Regions from separate parts of the Homo sapiens genome. Here region 2 is linked to region 1. Evidence: read pairs that join two places in POLR2A ChIA-PET (ENCODE). Cell type or tissue: B cell. All regions are shown on one strand. Each heading gives the region's core, and the rest is flanking DNA. Links, peaks and the distances in the headings are about the cores only. Region 1 overlaps PAX5 (paired box 5). Region 2 has its middle 18 kb from the start of ZCCHC7.

Region 1 (2,918 bases), core at 179-2,678:
TTACAATTTACCAGCTACATGACCTTGGGTAAATTACTTAACCTCTCTATGCCTCAGTCTCTTCATCTGCAAATGGGACTAAGAATCATTTCTATCTCATAGGATTACTATTAGGATTAAATTAATGAATTACTTAAAACAGTGGTAGCTACATACTAGGTGCTCCTTAAATGTAAGATGTTATTTTCAGTGGTGTCTTTGTAAAGATTAATGACTAGCTTCCGTCTTAAAATATTCATATTTTTCACATTTGCTTTAAAAAGCACAAGGCGAGGGCGGTGGGGGAGTAAAGATGCTCAATGGGTGCAAAAAAATAGAAAGAATGAATAAGACCTAGTATTTGATAGCACAATGAGGATACTATAGTTAGTAATAATTTAACTGTACATTTAAAAATAACTAAAAGAGTGTAATTGGGTTGTTTGTAACACAAAGAATAAATGTTTGAGGGGATGCATACCCCATTTTTCATGGTGGGTTATTACTCATTGCATACCTGTACCAAAATATCTCATGTACTCATAAATATATATATATATGCCTACTATGCACCCATAAAAATTAAAAATAATAATAATAATAAAGCACAAGTGGCCCCCTTGGAAGCTGGGGAGGGGAAGGTAGCCACTCTCACACTGTTTTAAGAATGCATCAGGGTTGTCCTTTATAAAGGGGGATCTCAGAGTTATAGGCAAGCCTCTGAAGCTGCCCCCAGGGGTGAGAGATTTTGCTCATCTGCCTTTAGCAGTCACCAAGTAAAAACAAAGAGCATCAGCTTACACTGAGAAGAAACTGTAGTGGGAAGAACAAGACTGTAATTGAATCATAACAACTCTAAACAAATTTTAAATTTTAAATATGACAGGCTGTCAAGACTCATCCAATAAGAACACACTCAGGACCTTTTCTAAGCCAGGGACAGTTGGGCTGAGTTGGCAGTCACACCAAATTGCCCGTCCCTTACCTGCTGAGCGTGAGCAGGACCCTGGCTGCCGTACTGCAGAGCACACTAGACGTTCCAACAGAGAAAGGAGCTCAGCATCAAACTCTTCCTATGAATAAGGAAACTAAAACCCAAGATGCTCAAATGACTTGCCCAGAATTGCACAGCGAGTCAGCCCAGACTCCCAGCCCCCATGCCCCAGCACTTTACTTTAAGCCACATTCAAAGGAAGCGCGGTCCCTCTGCTAAATACTTCCTATGTGAGGCATAAAAGCTATTTGGATTTCAAACCCACTTAGAATTTGAGGTTTAAAACTCTGAGGGACTTTGTGGCATTTAAGGATCCCATGGAAACATCACTCTTCCTTCTTTGAAAGGCTAGGCTTCTCACCATCATCCCACGCCCCCCGCCCCACCACCAGTCCTCACAAAATTACAGTGAAAGAGAAAATCATGGTGCCTTGAAAAAGGAAACAGGAAGATAAGGCTGAAGAAACACCCACATCTATGGCACTGATCAAACTGCCATCAGTGCAGTAAGAAGCTTGGGCCATCAGCTATGCCGAGAATTCAAAACCCAGGGGTCCAACTGTGCCAAGCTGCAAGGGGCCCCACAGGTGGCACCCAGGCCTGTGACTGTTGTGGAGAAGAAAGAGGACACAGATAGAGGTCGATGTGAGTGGATCACTTGAGTCCAGGAGTTCGAGACCACCCTGGGCAACACGATGAAACCCTATCTCTACAAAAAATGCAAAAAATTAGCCAGGCATGGTGGTGGCACCTGTAGTCCTAGCTACTTGGGAAGCTGAGGTGGGAAGATCACCCGAGCCTGGGAGATCAAGGTTGCAGTGAACCATGATTGTGCCTCTGCACTCCAGCCTGGGTGACAGAGTGAGACCCTGTCTCAAAAAAACAAAAAAAAAAAAAAAAAAAGAAAGAGGAAATGGATAAACAATCTCAGAAGGCCTGCTACCAAAATTAGAATTAAGAGCAGAACTAACAAAACATCTTCCCCAGGGCCACCTCCAGCCCGGGACAAGTTTTGTTAGCCTGCACAGTATATTTGTTTTTATTTGACTTAGTTGCTAATATTTTTAAGTTGGGAGATTTTTCATAAATATCTGAATTCTAGCTTCTCTTGAAAAATCAGAACACCCAACAATACTGGCCTCACGTTCTCACATGACCCAACCAGTTGGTACTAAATAGAGCTGCCCCTCTAAGCTGGGAGTGCCACTTGTACTCCCCACCCCTTGGCCACGGTGCTGGAATAGAAGAAGGAAGACCCCATTCAACCCACCGTTTGGGTCAGCTTTGGGATGGCCACCTCCAATGGACACTCAGACTGGATCCAGCGATCCCTGCAGGTTGTGCAGCCTCCCAGCACGTTTGTCCATAAGAAGTCAAATGAACAAGGTGATCTGTGTCCCAGGAAATCCCCCACAAGCCTAACAGAACTAGTTCAGTGATGCTTAACCCCTTGTCAGTCATGGTTTCCTAGGCTGGTCCCCTGGAAGGTAACAGGAAGTCACATACTCCTAGGGGTGAACCGTGGAGATGCCCCTGTGGCTATAAGAATAGCCACAAATCCAGCCATCACTCCCTCCCCAGCTGTTTGAAATCAGAAAGGGTGAAAAGTTGCCTCCAAGGGAGGCAAGGGCTGGGAGAGATGTGGACCCTCTTACACAGTGTCATTTGCAAGGCAGGCATTTAGAAGCTGCATTCATCTGAATGCAGTGGGAGCTTTGCCTTCATCTGAAAAATAAAACTGTATGCTGGGATGGCTCTGGCTTTGGGGGTTTAGGGGTGAGGAAGGCAGCCGCATGAGATTGTCCTACACTTAGTGAGCTGTCACTGAAGAGAGCAGGAAGGAGCCAGAGAATACTCCCAAAAAGGAGCCCCCAGTGAAGAGCACTGGAGAAGGCTAAGGATGAGAGAGGGCAGGCAGCCAGGCAGCAGAACGGGCAGCCCGCGA
Region 2 (2,918 bases), core at 301-2,800, 92 kb after region 1:
GGACTTCGTCTTCTTTGCCTTTGTATCTCACTGCCTAGCAGGGGAATAGCATGTGGAAGATACAGAGTAAACACTTGCTGAATGAACAAATGACCAGATGAAATAATAAATAATTAAACATACAAATGAATGAATGAAGTCAAAGGCAGAGAGGAGGCAGTATGGGTCTCAAGCAACCTGGAGCTCTTAACAACTTGCCAATTTAGCTCAAGTCCTTCCTTGTGGAGCTCTGGCCTGTTCTGGATGTTTTCCATGACAACCATGGTCCATGACCTGCCTCCTTGGGATGGCCTGGACTCTGACCACATATCACTGAGCTGAATCTGCCATAGCCCTGGGCTTTCATCTCAGGCCCCAGATAGACTGTCAATGAGCCATCAATTCTGTCCTTGCCACCATCTTCAACCAGTTTTCCCAGGGCTGCCTGCACTGGGGGATACACCTAGAAAATTTCCACGTGAGACGTGAAGCCTATGTCTTCAGGGTGACCGTGCCCCTCAGGGTGGAGTGCCAACACAGATTCCCCATGGGCATCTCAATTCTAGCAACTTGATTAGAGAAGGCACCTTCAGATGTCCCTTGTTTATATAGACTCCTGAGAGGGAAAGTTGGGAGTGTGTATAAGTACCTATATACATGTATTTGACTGGGATAGGCATTGACGTAAAAGTCAGGAGACTAGGGGTTCAGCCCCAACTTTGTCAGCATGGCAAAATGGTTAAGCATGTGGACTCTGGAATTGTACTGCTGGGTTAGAATCCCAGCTCTCGCACTTACTAGCTATTCAGCCTTGGGGAGGTTACCTAACTGTGGTGTGCTTCATTTCCCCACCTATAGAATGGAGACAATGATATTCTCTGCCTCATAGAGCTGCTATGAAGAACACATGAGGTAGGCTGGGCTCCGTGGCTCACACATGTAATCTCAGTGCTTTGAGAGGCCAAGACGAAAGGATCGCTTGAACCCAGGAGTTTGAGGTTACAGTGAACTATGATCATGCCACTGCACTCCAGTCTGGGTGACAGAGTGAGACCCAGTCTCTGGAAAAAAAAAAAAAAAAGAATATGTGAGGTAATATATGTAATGTGTTTAGAATAGTGCCAGGCCCATAGTAAGTGTTAAATAAATGTTAGGAATTGTTATTTTCTCAGACCCTTAGTTCATGTTATTCCTTCTGCCTGGAATGTTCTACCCTCTGGCTTTCTGCATGCCCAGCTCCTTCTCCAAGTCTCCACTTAAGGTCATCTCCTCAGGGAGACCTTCCTTGACCTTATCTAGAATATATTCTCCCCCTCACTCCTGCATCACTGAATACATAGAGGATGGATCAGGGTGTCTCTGAATCTCTTCTGGTTCTTATCTTGTGTATTTTCCACAATGTTATTTTTTAGGCACACCGTTCCTCCCATAAGCCTAGGCTATTCATTTATGTGATTAATACAGAGTAACAAACTTGTAAACTGCAGGCATATTTGATCTGGAACAGGCTGAGGAATCTGGCACCATCCGGTGGGCCACTGATTGTATTTCCAGTTTGCATCTGGTCTTTCTTGTTACATCTTTTCTCCTGTGCCAGAAGTTTCATTGCCAAAAGTGGTCAGAGACTTAAATGTTTACTTTTTCGTTTTGGCAGCATCAGTAAACTGGATTATTAAAGTTTTGTCTTCCCTCTTTGAAACCCCCAAAAGAAAAGAAATTACAAGAAGAAATCTTGGCATACAAAGAAAATAATTCAAAGAATGTAATCATAATAGTAGTCAATGGTTTTCAGACTGACATCTGTACATTAAGAATATGTAAAAATACCAATTTTATGCTCTGACAACTTATTCTGAATTGGGGTGGGGTAATATCTTGGGAATCCCAATGTGAAAGCATTACATAATGTCAGCTATTCATGTGCTTCTTTGATGAGATATCAACAGGAATGTGAATTCCTAAAGGGAGAGTGGTCTTAACAAGTGGGAGGGGAGAGGGAACGCATAAGAAAAGGAAGGAAAGGGCTGGGTGTGGTGGCTCACGCCTGTAATCTCAGCACTTTGGGAGGCCGAGGCGGGTGGATCACCTGATGTCAGGAGTTCGAGACCAGCCTGGCCAACATGGTGAAACCCCTGTCTCCACTAAAAATTACAAAAAAAAAAAATTAGCCAGGCGTGGTGGTGGGTGTCTGTAATCCCTGCTACTCAAGAGGCTAAGGCAGGAGAATCGCTTGAACCTGGGTGGCAGAGGTTGTGATGAGCTGAGAATGTGCCATTGCACTCCAGCCTGGGCAATGAGCAAAAACTCTATCTCAAAAAAAAAAAAAAAAAAAGAGGGACAAAGGAAGAGAGAAGATGTCAAATCATAATGAAAGAGTGGTTGTGTAAAGAAAAGTTAATGCATATATTTTTAAACAATACATACAATCCCAAATCTAAGCCAACCATATCTAGGGGTTACTTATCTCTGTTTTGAGTTTCCACAATTACCACCATGATGGCATTGAACATCATGTTGGGAAGAGGTGTGCAGCAGCACACCATTATATCGTGTTTCCGCCATACAGATCAACTAGAGGTAAATTGCCTTAAGAACTAAGACAATAGTACAACAATTAAGAGCTGGGTGTGCTGGTTGATGCCTGTAATCCCAGCACTTTGGGAGGCTGAGGTAGGAGGATTGCTTGAGCCCAGGAGTGCGAGACTGCCTGGGCAACATAGGGAAACCCATCTCTACAAAAAATTTAAAATAGCAGGCCTGGTGGTGCACACCTGTAGTTCTACTCTCTCAGGAGGCTGAGGTGGGAAGATCACTTCAGCCTGGGAGTTTGAACTTAAAGTGAGCTATGATTGTGCCACTGCACTCCAGCCTGGGCAACAGAGCTAAAAAACAAATAAGAAAACAAACAAACAAAAACCCAAAAAAACACAATTAGGAAA

What was found. ChIA-PET counts read pairs that join two places held together with the same protein. Peaks named below come from ENCODE experiments on the same cell type or tissue, not always from the same donor. Only the 100,000 strongest peaks of a DNase experiment are listed, where the experiment ranks them.
Region 2: POLR2A ChIA-PET joins it to region 1 with 5 read pairs; 7 of 35 experiments call an interaction of 5 or more read pairs at or near these places.

The regions. Positions count from the first base shown.
Region 1 is chr9:37,009,272-37,012,189 of GRCh38, forward strand. The region is part of intron 3 of PAX5 (paired box 5); the gene reads right to left. Among named protein-coding and RNA genes, the nearest start is that of PAX5, 24 kb to the right of the region's middle. RefSeq lists an enhancer at 2,305-2,374. In B cell, for the core only: no CTCF peak of the experiment used is centred there; DNase peaks (open chromatin) are centred at 1,124, 1,550, 1,927 and 2,372; H3K4me3 peaks cover 1,918 bases; H3K27ac peaks cover 2,500 bases.
Region 2 is chr9:37,101,143-37,104,060 of GRCh38, forward strand. No RefSeq gene overlaps it. Among named protein-coding and RNA genes, the nearest start is that of ZCCHC7, 18 kb to the right of the region's middle. In B cell, for the core only: no CTCF peak of the experiment used is centred there; no DNase peak of the experiment used is centred there.